Linked DNA regions of Homo sapiens: region 2 is linked to region 1. The links are chromatin contacts, found by Hi-C in ENCODE. All regions are on one chromosome and are shown on one strand. Each heading gives the region's core, a stretch centred on a gene start or an enhancer-like site at or near the end of the contact. The rest is flanking DNA. Distances are from core to core; before and after follow the strand shown.

Region 1 (6,800 bases), core at 1,136-3,635:
GAGAGTCTGTCATTTCACAATTATTTCCCTAGCATACCAGACGGTAAAGAAAATGTTTTCATTCATCCGCAAATGACTAACATTTTATTGATGTTTCAAAATGCGGTTGAAACTATTGCACTCTCAGTTTCCGAGTCGGTTTTGAGAGTTAAGGCAGAATACTAACATCAGTGACTCCTGACGCAAATGTCTCCGTTAGCTGCCCAGCCTTGGAGTGCCAGTTCAGCAGGGAGGTGTTGCTAGTTAAGGATTCGTCTGTAAGCCAGTCTGGGTGGTCACAGGTGATGGGAACCCTTCCCTTTCCCCATATATCCCCGTGCATGGCGATAAAAATCACTCTGAACACTGCTACCACCAAGCAAAACGACTCCCTGCCTGCCTCGTAAAGAGCTCAGTCTGCGGAGGCAGCCGGATGCTGACCCCTGCAGAGAGTCTTGCTTCGGTGCGCTTTGCCAAATGACCCTGCTAGCATTATGGAAAACGAGTTACGGACGTGTGAGGTTTTGCTTCATTTCCTCCAAAAGAAGAACTGGGATCTGGCAAAGAATATCTTCTTCAAACACTGCTAAAGGGGGATGGGGTGGAGGAAGGGAAAAAGTGTGTGAGGGGGAGGGAGCTTATTTTTTAATTACTTATTTTCCATTTTCACTTCCCCGCTCTGCTTCCCAAACTCCTCGCTGAACAAGATTGATTGGTGTAACTGCTAACGACTCAGCCTCGGTTCTCGCATTGATTTGCAAATGGCCCGGAAAAGCTTAAGGATCTTGAATCTGGAAATGAGTTCAAGAAGGAAAGAAGAAAAAAGAGTAGGGGTGGCCCCACGCCTAGTATCTCCTTCTGCCTTGGGCCAGGGCAGGGCTGAAAACAGCCCGGCGAGCTGCGGAGGGGCTGCTGCGTGGGGAAGCGGAGGTTACCGCTCTGCACCGCGGAGGAGCAAGCCTGTTAACGCGGTGTGGAGGCTGTTAAGAAATACAACCCTGCGACTCGTTAAACCCCTTAACTCTGCCCTGCCTTGACTCGGATGCGCCGATTATTCGGCCTGATAGGCTCAAATGGGTTAAACTGCCTCTTACATAACTGGACCGCCTGGGCTCTACACAATTAAAACACTTGATTGCAGTCTTTTCCCGACTCTACATCCCAGCATGACCCGCCCCGTCCCTCCCAGCGCGCCTGCGTGCCGCGCGTGCACAGGCCCCCGCGCGCACGACACGCTCTCTATCACACACACACTCCATGTTGACCATAAACAATCCCCTACTCACACACACAACTTAGTGTCAACACCCACAGATAAAAGAGGGGCGTCCTGCAATCCATACGGGCCGACCGCCACAAACACGCAAGCTGCTCTGCCGCAAGGCCTTGCACCTCCTCGTGTCCCCGCAAAAAAGCAGCGCCCCGCCACCGTCCCTACCTATTCCCGAGAAAACGCAGAGAGAACTAGTTGGCTGCTCGCTAACTGCAGCGTAGCCACCCAGGCAAGATTAGAAGAAAATAAACAAAAAAACAACTCACAGTCGCCGGCGTCATGATGGCGCCGACCACAACTTGGAGGACTTCAAACTTACGGTGCCTCGAGAGGTAAAACGCACCGGTGAGGGAAGGCAAAGCGCCCCTCAGCTCTCTTCACCCCAGCCCTGACACGGAGACTTTTCTAGCAAAGAATCCCTCTAGCGCTTACGACAGTAAGGAGAGCCTTCATTCTAAGGTGCCTCTCTTTCCCCCTTAGTTTGCATAATTGTGATACAGTTCCTCCTATTTTTTTTTTCGTTGTCTTGCTTTTCTTTTTTTTTTCTTGCTATCTTTTTTCTTTCTTTTTTTATTATTTTTTTAATCCCCCTCCCTTCTCCATCCCCAGTCCCCTGGCGGGGTTGCTAAGGAAACGGCCGCTTGGCAACGCGCGCGAGCCCGGGAGCCGGCGGCCGGCGCAGCGCTCCGCGCTGCTTCTGCTGCTGCTGTTGCTGTTGCTGCTGCTGCTGCTGGGATTGCAGCCGCCGCCGCCGCCGCTCGCCCTGCCTCCTCCCCCGCCGCCGCGCCTCCTCCCTCACTCGCCGGCGCGCTCGCCTCCTCGCTAGATGGTGTGCGAGCCGCCCGAGAATTAGACACACTCCGGACGCGGCCAAAAGCAACCGAGAGGAGGTGTAGTGTGGTGCCAGGGGGAGGGAGGGGAGGGAGGGAGGGAAAGCGAAGAGGAGGAGGGGAGGCAAAAACACCGAAAAACAAAAAGAGAGAAACAACACCCAACAACTGGGGTGGGGGGAAGAAAGAAAGAAAAGAAACCCACCCACCCACCAAAAAAAAAAAAAAAAAAAAAAAAAAAAAAAAATCCTGTGGCGCGCCGCCTGGTTCCCGGGAAGACTCGCCAGCACCAGGGGGTGGGGGAGTGCGAGCTGAAAGCTGCTGGAGAGTGAGCAGCCCTAGCAGGGATGGACATGATGCTGTTGGTGCAGGGTGCTTGTTGCTCGAACCAGTGGCTGGCGGCGGTGCTCCTCAGCCTGTGCTGCCTGCTACCCTCCTGCCTCCCGGCTGGACAGAGTGTGGACTTCCCCTGGGCGGCCGTGGACAACATGATGGTCAGAAAAGGGGACACGGCGGTGCTTAGGTAGGAAGAACGGCGTGCTTTTCGTACTTGTTTCGGTCTATCTTTCTGTCTCTCTTTGAACCCTCTTTGCCTTCTTTATAACACAAGCAATAATGCTGGTGGTGCTCATCATGGAAAGACCACATCCCAAGAATTCCAGGTGCAGATTCTTCCCGGAGCCCCGGCCCGTTTATGCTGGGGCAGGTAGCAAGCTGGACTCGTGATGCTAAAGCACTTTGCCGGAACGCCAAGTAGCCTGGGGATGAGTGAACTGTCAGGTTTAGAAGGAGGGGCAGGTGCCACTTTGAAACTCAATGCACAAGGTCTCTGTTTTACTGTCATGGGGTACTCCTGGAGAGTCTGACAAGTTTATCAGGTTTGTTTCTATTTTACTCCAGCATAAGCGACTCTTTCAAACTGCTGTTCTCTGCTCCCATTTATTTTCCCTCTCACTTGGACACTTAGGCTCGATTTCTTGCTCTTTATCTTTCTTTCCTTTTACCGCTTTCTGTTTTCTTTCTTTTCTCCTTCCTCATTCTCTTATACCATTTTCCCCACCTCCTTGTAACTCTTTTTCCCTCCAATATCTCTTTTCATACCTTTTCTATTTTCTGTTTTTTCCCTCCTTTTTAAAATTTCTTCTCATATTTTCTCATTTTTATCTCCACGACTCTAATTTCTGTTCCTCACATTTAATCCCCTTTCCTCCTCTCTTTTACCCTTTTTTCTTTTTGTCTATTTTTTTTATTCCTCCTTAATGTCCCTATCCTGTGCCCTGTCTTCCCTCTTTTGACTCCCATTTCTCATCCCTCTCCCCATACCGTTTCCCACCCCTGTGGCACACACAGGCATGGTCACTGTTCCCCTCCAGTACCATTTACTCACCCTCATAAATCTTATTTCCATAAACATACTAACTCACATACTCTCACATCCTCACATGCACTGGCACTTCCATGCTGTAAGAACCACTTCCACATTCAGATTGTCTCTCACTGTTTTTAAAAGGCATACTCTCCTTCTCTGTTCCACATTGTCACTCACACATGTGTACACACTGCCTGTCTCACTCGCTGCTCTCACTCTGTCTCTGCTTCTCTCTTTTTCTCTTTCTGTGTCTTTCTATCCCCTTTTTATTCCTACCTTCCTCCCTCCATCAGTCTTCACTTTTACTTATTTTTCTCATTTTCCCTTCTTTCCTCTGAGCTTGAGCTCTGAGGTGGTTTGTCATTAATAAACATCCATACCCTGATTTTACCCCTAAGCAACACTGCAGAGTGGGAGTCTGGGAATATTTTATTTCCTATGAAAATATAAATGGATGATCAGCAAAGCTTAGATCTAAACAAAGCTAAACGCCCTATTCCTTCATTTCTTTCCCATCACCCTCCCTTCTCCCCCTGCCACCCCACCTCACATTTCCCTGAAAGATCTTCTTTTTCTCCACTGGGTGGTAGTTGGCTTGTAAGTCTGGCTTGCACAACATCAGTGTACATGACATGTCTAAGGTGAAAGAGAGTGGGAAATGTTTCTGTTTGAAACATGCAACATATTTAAATTTAATGATGTGGGTGTGGTATATGACTTACACCTTTTGGAACATGCCTATGAGTTCAAATTTGGAATACTATCGTATTTTTTAATATACACTAATACATATGTTTTTAATAATTTCTGTTTTGAATAACAAATGCCACTATATACAAAAGTAACTAATATCTTTGATATTACACAGTAAAAAAAAACTTTTCATTGTTGGTAACAGTGATAAATTCTTTGTCACAGAGAGGATATAAATTAAGCCTGTATTTTCTCTTTATGTTAAGTTTGTTTTAGAAGTTTGAACAACAGTGGTAAGGGCAAGACACTATCTTCAGAGATTGCAAACACATATCATGGGAGCTGCAATATGTATTTTTGTAGCAAGCAACATATTGCTTATTTGTAGTGAGCATTACCATTTCCACCCTAAAGGGTTTAGGAGACTGCTTTTCTTTCAATAATGTATCCTGGCATTTGGTTTCCCAAACAAACAACAATTTAATAAATACTATGGTTAGTGAAGATAGCTGGACCCACATTCTGCTTCCAGGAGACCCATGTTTAGTTCACTCATTGCTTCCAACAGTGGAGCTTCCCTAATATGTGGGGACCATATATTTCCAGTGTTGTTGGTTTGGTGCAGTCCTTGTTTACTTTGTGTGCTCTGTACCTCATCCATTTTGATGCTATATCCCGCATTTTGTGATACTGAGGGAACTTGACTTTCAAACTTCTTAAAGAGAACAGAGTCTCTGTGTCTTCTCAATAATGTTTCTAACAAATTAGATTTTAGTTTTTAAATTTTTTTATCATATGAAATAGAAATTTGAACTGCATTACTTTTACTCAAAGCAATTTGCTTACAGTAATTCTGAAATTCTCTAAGAATTATCCAGTTGTTGAACTTCTTACATTGTCTGTAGGTTTTAAACTAATTTAACGTATCCATTTATAAGAAATTCTCTCTCCATTAGAAAATGTTAAATATTGTCAGTTATTTTTTTCTTGACTCTTCTCTACAGCTGGTAATTTCCTCTGATCATAGACCATTACAGATAGAGCTTAAGGACTAATTGAGTATAGGCAACTCAGGTGATGCATCGTTTTTTAATCAAGAGTAATGTTACAGTTATATTTTGTTTTTTCTTTGTATACTTAAAACCATATCTGTTGTTATTCTCTAACTCACTAGAAAACAAAACAAAATTCTACCCTTCAAACATATGCCCTTGTCCCATCAAAATACATGAATGAAGTGCTCAAGAGAACACTTAACCAAATTACATATCATTCATCAAGCTTAGCCCAATATATTCTATTTTTAATGTAACATATTCCTCACAGTGTCTTTAATAAAAAACAAATAGTGGCATAACAGTTATCAAATAATTTTAAGTGCTAAAGGCCATAAAGTGCAAACATGCCAGTCAGTGACTCTGTTGCTTGTGGTTACACTAATAAAACAGAAGTTTAAAGGTCAAATGATACATTTCTGTCTCCTAAGTGCCAGAATATCTGTTTTTGAGAAGAGGATCATGAAAAACAAAACTTTCCTTAAGTGGAGTTATAATACCCAAGGGAAATTCATTCTGTTATCTAACTGTATCTATCATTTTGTAAATCATCTTTTCTGTTTAGCTTAAATACAGGATTTATGATGACATTCCACTTAATAATTTTAATATTTTTATCATTTTAACTTTGTCTTTTAGGGTTAGTGAAGCCATATATATGAAGTGTAAAGATGTTTCTTACTTTTAATAATGTTATTCTGTGCTAAATTTCTGAATGATTCACTTGAATTATTTGGACCTTCTTGATAAAGTATTTAATGATACAGATATTCAATATAGTAATGTTTGATATTTCCCTTTCTTAAGCTTTGTATTTAAAAAATATATGATGTCTAAAATACATTGTAATTTGCTATAAACACAAACTGTTGCCATTAACTTATTAAATATAGACTTTAATTGCTACTACATTTAATATATACAGTATTTTATTCTTAACAGAACTTGTTAATCTTGTATGGAGACATTTACTTTTTTTCCATGTTTTGAGTTGCATTTTGTGAACATGGAAGATCTGAGTTAATGTGTCATGGGCTGATCTAGTAGAGAACAGGAAGTGCTAGAACCACATTGGTTATGCTTCAGTACCCAGTGTTTCTAGAACTGGAGAATTCAGGGGAATATAACTCTGCTCTAGAACAATACATAAATTTCAGGAGACTTAAAAAAATCATTTTGCAGTCACTTTAATATGAACCAGTTGCTTTATTCTTACCTTATTAACAAATACTGTTATGTAAACATATCAAAAATGTTTAATACCCCTTGGAAACAATACTACGAACATTCTCATTTACATTCTCCCAGTGCCTGCACATTTTTAAAACACGGTTATTTTTAAGCTAATTTTTTCAATCTGTTTCTTATTCAGCCCTTCTCTATGAAGTTTGTACTTTTTTAGCCGCCTTTCTGATATGAATTCAAAATATGCTATTATCTGCTTGTCATGCTTTAATCGAAGAAAGGAAGAAAGATTCTTTCCTTAATTGTGATATCTTCTTTTACTTTAGCAGAGTTAAACACAACTCTTGTCATTTTAATGCAATAGATTTGAATGGAAGTTATGTGATATCCTACTATGATACTCTAATACGGAAGAA
Region 2 (6,800 bases), core at 2,993-5,492, 570 kb before region 1:
TCAAACACAAAATCTCATCTTCTAAGTGGTTAAATTACAATACAAGTTGAACTCACAGACTCACAAGATGTGTATTTTAACATGAGAGTACTTATTGAGCAAAAAAAAATGCTATCCTATAATTGCCACAGAGATGTGTTGGAAGACCTTGATGAAGCTGGAAACATTGAGCCCTAAATTCTGGTGAATCTTCTTTGTCAGTGTTAAAGAAGTCTTCTTTGTCAGTATAGGATTCTTTATATCAGTGGCTCTCCTCGTTCTCAGGCCTCTGGATTCAGGTTGAAATTATACCATGAGTTTTCCTGGGATTCTGGCTCGTACTGGTGGCAGATAATGGGACTTCTCAGCCTCCAGCTTCCATAACAACATTAATCATCTACGTATAATTGAGAGAGAAATAGAGACAGACAGAGAGAGAGAGAGAGAGAGGGAAAGGATTTGTAAATTGCAGAATATAATTGGTTCTGTTTCTCTGAAAGACAACAATTAATACAACGGAATATTATTAGGCATTAAAAAAATGAGCTATTAAGCCATGAAAAAACATAAAGGAAATGCAAATGTGTATTATTAAGTGAATATTAAGTTTTAAAAAAGCCGATCTGAAAAGACTACATACTGCATGATTCCAACTATATGAAATCTGGAAAAGTCTAAACTATGAATGTAATAAAAAAATAAGTGGTTGCCAAGGATTGGAGGGGGAGATAGATGAATAAGCAGAGCAAAGGGTATTTTTAGGGTAGTGAAACTATTCTGTACAATACTACAGTGGTGGATACATATCATTGTACATTTGTCAAACCCATAGGGTGTACAACATCAAGAGTAAACTCTAATATATGCTATGGGCTTTGAGTGATAATGATTTATAGATGTAGGCTCATTGTTTGTAACAAATGTATCACTCTGATGCAGGATGTCAACAGTGTACTTCCTCCTTCCAACCCATACACACAATAGTGAGGTTGAGACATGAAAAGTCTCTGTACTTTCTGGTCAATTTTGCTGTGAACTTAACATTACTCAAAAAATTAAGCTTTTTTTTTTTCACAGTGTTTTGACTGCACATCCATAATGAGATATATTCCAAGGACCTAAAGCACTGCAATAAATATTTGTAAATAGATTCAGTAATCACATTCTTGGTGGTAGGTTTGGGATAGTGATTCTAAAGCTAAGTGTGTATTTGTGGATGAAGGAAATGAATATTTCTCCATGCTAATGCAGTAATTGGGATGACCATTGTAACAGAAAGAAGATAAAATGTACAGTAAAATTTGTAAGGTTAAATAGAAGCATACGGTTCTGAATTTGAATATGAAGTATCAGTTTAAACCTATTTTATCTTTTAAAAAATATGTATTTTCTAACTCTGTCTGCTAAAAGGACCTATAAACAGTAACCAACTAATAGCAATGAGTAACTCTAGAACCCAAATTTCAGTCTATCAATACTACTTCCCCATAAATGGTTTGTTAGTATGATGGCTAGTTTTATGTATCAACTTGGCTAGTTTTATGTGTCAACTTGACTAGGCTGTAGTATCCAGTTTTTTAATTCAGTATTAATCTAGGTGTGCTGTAAATGTATTTTATAAATGTCATTAGCATACGCAAAAATTTGACTTAGTAGAGAAGACTATTCTGTCCTAAATAATCTGAGTACGCCTCACCCAGTCAGTTGTAAGGGCTTAATAGTAAAACTGAGAGGAAGAGGAAATTCTACCACTAGACTTCAGTATGAGCTCCTATCCAAGAGTTTCTGGCCTGCTGAGCTGCCCGTTGGTTCTTAGACTTGTCTAGTGAGTTCCCATAATCCTGTAAGTCAATTTCTTGCAAAAAGAAAAATCTCATATTTCACCACTTCAAAATTTAATGTGGCTAAGAGGAAATTTAAAATCAGCATGTGATTTACATTTGTGACTTACATTTTAACTCTCCCAGGTAATATTGATCTTTAGGCTCCTGTACCTCTTAGTTTTTTTCTGCAAGTTATTTGTTTGAAAAATTAGGTTGCTTGTCCTATATTTTACTGACTTGTTAAGAGTTACACAGCCTACATTTTACATATCATATTCTCAAGATTCAGCATATATTTTCCTATATATTTTATCTTCATTGGTGATTAGGGCTATAGACTTGGTCATATCCAGGCTTGATTTTGTTTGGCCATGAATATTTTATAGCTGTACTTCAATCAGAATTTGCATGATGTTGTGCTGCCTATGTCTTCATGATATTAGTAGCCATTGATGATAATTGCTTAGATACATTATTTTACTAGTGCTGCAAAATGGTGATATGATGACATAACTTTATAAGCCCTTTTTCATTTATTAGCTTGAATACTTTTAAAATGAGTAATAACTACCCATCAATTACATGAAGGTGCATTTCCCCAGTTTGTGGAAATTATATTCCAATGATATCTTTTGGCGAAACCTGAATGATTCTCATAACGGCTAAAGAAAATGACCCTATCAATGAAACTGCTTCCCCACATGTTACAAAAATATTAAGGGCAGATTTCAAATGTCACTGACAAAGAATTCCTGGCAATAGATTACAGTACATAAGAAACACACCCTGTAGAATCTCTACGGTTTGATTTAGTCCTACCAAAACCACTTGCAGATTCAATTATGCAGCACGCGGATACAGTACCAGGAAGAGCAGTCCTGAGAGATAATCTCATTCACATCCCATTAAAGCAATGAAGAAGGCTCTTGAGGAGCAACTAACATTTCAAGAGCTAGGGTCTGGGGCCCAAGGCGTGCATATGATTAAACCAACCCAGCTAGAAGCAATTATCTACAGATTACCTCAGGCATCCTCTGAGGATGAGTTGTTTCTGAGAGGACACAGTGTCATTCAATCTGAATTCAGTAATTACAACAATTCATTTGGAAGATAGAAATTTACCCTCTGCTTTACAGATTAAAGAAAACGAGCTTGCAAATGCCACCACTTCAAAAATATTCCAAGTCTCATCTATCATTTCTTTTTTAGAGACTTTCCAAACTTCAAAAGTACCCTAAGTCTGAAATATGCATACTGCTTAGATATATGAAGGCTTATAACTTTTGATCTAGAAACAACTTGTATGAACTGAACACAATTTAGGTATTTGGCACAGAAGAATGGGACTGTACAGAAGAAGGAGGGAGTATGTATTTATTTTTATTTTATTTTATTTCATTTATATTTTTTGAGATGGAGTTTCACTCTTGTCACCCAGACTGGAGTGCAATGGCATGATTTCGGCCCACTGCAACTTCTGCCTCCCAGGTTCAAGTGATTCTCCTGCCTCAGCTTCCCAAGTAGCTGGGATTACAGGCACCCACCGCCACACCTGGCTAATTTTTGTATTTTCAGTAGAGACGGGTTTCACTGTGTTGGCCAGGCTGCTCTTGAACTCCTGACCTCAGGTGATCCGCCTGCCTCTGCCCCACAAAGTGTGGGGATTACAGGCATGAGCCACTGTGCCCAGCCCTCATGAATTTATTAGATAGGCACTTATAGGTCCCTTTATATATGTCAGACAGTATGCTATAAAATAATAATAGAGAAGTAATAGAAAAACTCAGATTTGTAGTTACACTTAGATAAGAATGGTTCAGTGCCATAAATGCAATAAAAGCAGCGAACCTCTGTTAGTTTACTTGGCTACTATAGCAAAATACCATAAATTGGGTGGCTTATGAACAACAGAAATTTATTTCTTACAGTTCTGGAGACTGGGACATCCAAGGTCAATGTGCTGGCAGATTCAATGTCTGGTAAGTTCCCATTTTTCTGGATCATAGATGGCTGCTTTTTCTCAGTGTCTTCACAAGGTGGAAAAGATGAACAGACTCTTTTTGGCCTCTCGCTCTTATAAGGGCACCGATTGGATTCGTGAGGGCTCTGCCCTCATGACATAATCACCTCTGAAAAGTCCCACCTCATAATAACATTACCTTGAAGGTTACATTTCAAAATAAGAATTTTGGGGTAACAGAAGCATTCAAATCATAGCAGAACCTAACTCAGCCTGGGGCATGCTTGGGAAAACCATTCCAGGAGTGGCAACAATTGAGTTGATTATTGAGGATGATTAAGCATTAGTTCCAGAATATAGAGAGTTATTGAAAAGAAGGAGCATGTGTGAAACATTCTTACCTATGAAGTAGAATTTGTTTTGTTTTTGGCAGGGAGTTTTCATGTTATGTCTGTATGCCTTGGGTATATGGTAGAATTCTATGAGAAGTTAAGTTGGCAAAGGCCAGATTACAAAATAATTTAGGCATCAAGCATTGAAAAAGAAGTTAGAAGGTATCAAAATAAAATACAATCTCACTTACCACTACATTTAGTGGTGAAAGTCCACCCCTCTTTATCCTCCTCACATAATTGGTCATTAAATACTCCCTTAGTCATTTCTCTGTGGCCACAGAGACCTAGTCTTGAATAGTTAAGTAGCAGAAAGCTTGTTTCAATGTTGGTGACCTGACTGTACTCCAGGACTCTACTGTATGTGATCCTGTCTTGCCACTTGATGTTAATTATAGCCTGTAGCCCATGCAAATAAAACTGAGATTAAAACATGTGATTTGAATTACTTGGGCCAAATCTCACAATTTGAGGCTGTCACTGCTACCACTTCTCTATAAAGTATGAGCTTTGCTTCAATCTGAATTTTTAAACCTACCTTTAAAAATGCTGATCACAACAAAGAGCACTGCAGTTTGGCATATTTATCGGGAACACTGGAGTTCTTTGCTCATCTTCATTGAGCAAGCCATAGTAAGCAGAAGGAAAGGAAGTAAGGAAAGAAGGGAGGAAGGAAGGAAAGAAGGAAGGGAGGAGGGAAGGGAGGGAGGGAAGGGAGGGAGGGAGGAGGGTACCAAATTAACAGAATACATGTCAACATATCAATTAGTGTTTCTTCCCTGAGCAATGGCTGTACATTGACCCTGATTCTTTAGATAAGATTCTGCACATCAAACCATTGGATAAACTATAAACAATTGTGCAAGTATTAATTATTGAAATTTTTTAAAAAAAATTTCTTAATATTCTGCAATCTCCCACTTTACATAAATTTACCTCCAACTTAAATACCTCGGAAAATACATATTCTTGTCAACTGGCAATACTCTCTGTAAACCACTCCTGAAGGCAAAGAACACTCAACACTAAAACAGAGAATGAGTTATGATTAATAACAAGTTACCATAATAGTGGGGTAATCTGCTAAAACAAAATCTTATTTGCTTCTGTTATATATGTGTCCGCATGTGTGTGTACATTTTTATGTATATGTCTATGTGTGTGTACATGTGTTTCTTTATGGTGAGCCATGTGCCATAAAATCACTAATCTTGGTTTTGGAAATTTGACTTCTCTACCCACATGAGTTTCTTAAAATGTTCATAATTGGACGGATATTATGGAAACTGTATAGGTAGCACTTCAGGGATGTCCCGCTAACTCTTTAGCCTAAGGATATCATTATATTATAATTCTTTCTCCCTGAATCTCATAGTATCTTCATTCTCCCACATTCATGGAGATAAAATGTCAGGCTTTGCTCTTTCGTGGATCAGTCATGACCTTCTGTGGAAGCCTATACCATCCATTCCTTTGTAATTACTAGTTTAATCTCTAAACAACATGGATTCTGAGTAGAAATTCACCATTTCTTAATACAATATTCAGAATTTCTAAATTTCCCTAAGTCTTGCATACAAAGTGAGGGAAAAAATTATGTCCCATAGACAGTAACTTTTTTTCTGTCACCTTTCAGACAGAAAGGGGCAGAAAGCTTGCTTGAGAATCAAGTTTCTAACTCTGGTTTTGTTATCACCCAGGAAATCACTTAATTATATTGGGCTATAAATTTCTGATTTTTTCAATTATAAATTTATAATGCATAATTTTTGAAAATGCTTTTGGCTCAAAACTTATGTTAACTCTATGACTATGATATAATTGGACTGTCTACATCACTCAAATTTAATTTTTAACTTTTATTAAGTGAACATAAGTCCCTAGAAAAGGTTCTCTTATACAAGTTAACTTTAATAAATCCAAACTCAAACATTTACCAGCTGGATAAAAATTGATATGTGTAACACTGGAATACATAGAAATTTCAGCCTCATCTTCCAGCCTGGGCAGCCGAGATTGCAACACTGCACTCCAGCCTGGGTGACAGAGGGAGACTCTGTCTCAAAAAAAAAAAAAAAAAAAAAAAGAAAGAAAGAAAGAAAGAAAATTAAAGCTCAGTACAACGACTACAAAATGACACAGCTGAAAGAATGACTCTGTAGTTTTCTAAAAGGAAGTCTCTACTCCTTAGTGAATAATTTTTCACTTAAGTAAAACCAAGAATTCTGACCTTTTCCCTCTCCTCTCTAGTAACACTTCTCTTCCAGTTCTACTGTCAAGATAAAAGCCTTTCCCCCCAACTATGATATGTTAAGGCTTTTAAGAAAGTGTGGACAAGAAAGTCAATTATGGGTTTAAGCTTTGATAATATACTCTAAGTTTTCACAGAAAACTAAGTGATTTGCTCCCTTTTCCACCTCACTTACTCTGTTTGGATGCATACTGCAAGAGAAAATTCACTTTTCAACTAGTTGCACTTATAAAAAGACCCTGGGAAAAATCCCACATGCTCTGAGCCAGCTGCAGAGAGGCCGCAGTGGTTCCTTAATGACTGCAGCCTAAGGATGCAGGAACGGGGCCACTAATCCGACTTCAGATGAGCACAGCACTTTTGTGAGACTATGGAAATAGGAGGTTAGACACTAT

What was found. Hi-C counts contacts between places; a loop is a spot of excess contacts on that map. Pooled maps may share reads with other maps.
Region 2: a loop to region 1 is called in a map of endothelial cell of umbilical vein, with 4 times the contacts of the local background. The contact joins the promoter of LINC02797 here to the promoter of NEGR1 in region 1. A Hi-C loop is called at or near these places in 1 of 168 maps with a recorded cell type or tissue (endothelial cell of umbilical vein) and 2 of 50 pooled maps.

What each region holds. Positions count from the first base shown.
Region 1 is chr1:72,278,124-72,284,923 of GRCh38, reverse strand. NEGR1 (neuronal growth regulator 1) reads left to right here and starts at 2,385. Exons shown (of 7, transcript NM_173808.3): 1 at 2,385-2,605. The coding sequence starts at 2,430. LOC105378797 (a long non-coding RNA gene) reads right to left here and starts at 1,990. Exons shown (of 6, transcript XR_947506.3): 1 at 1,519-1,990. RefSeq lists an enhancer at 1-567 and silencers at 1,949-2,038, 2,139-2,198.
Region 2 is chr1:72,847,731-72,854,530 of GRCh38, reverse strand. It overlaps LINC02797 (long intergenic non-protein coding RNA 2797), which reads right to left and starts at 4,242. Exons shown (of 3, transcript XR_001737674.2): 1 at 4,164-4,242; 2 at 3,729-3,829; 3 at 280-376.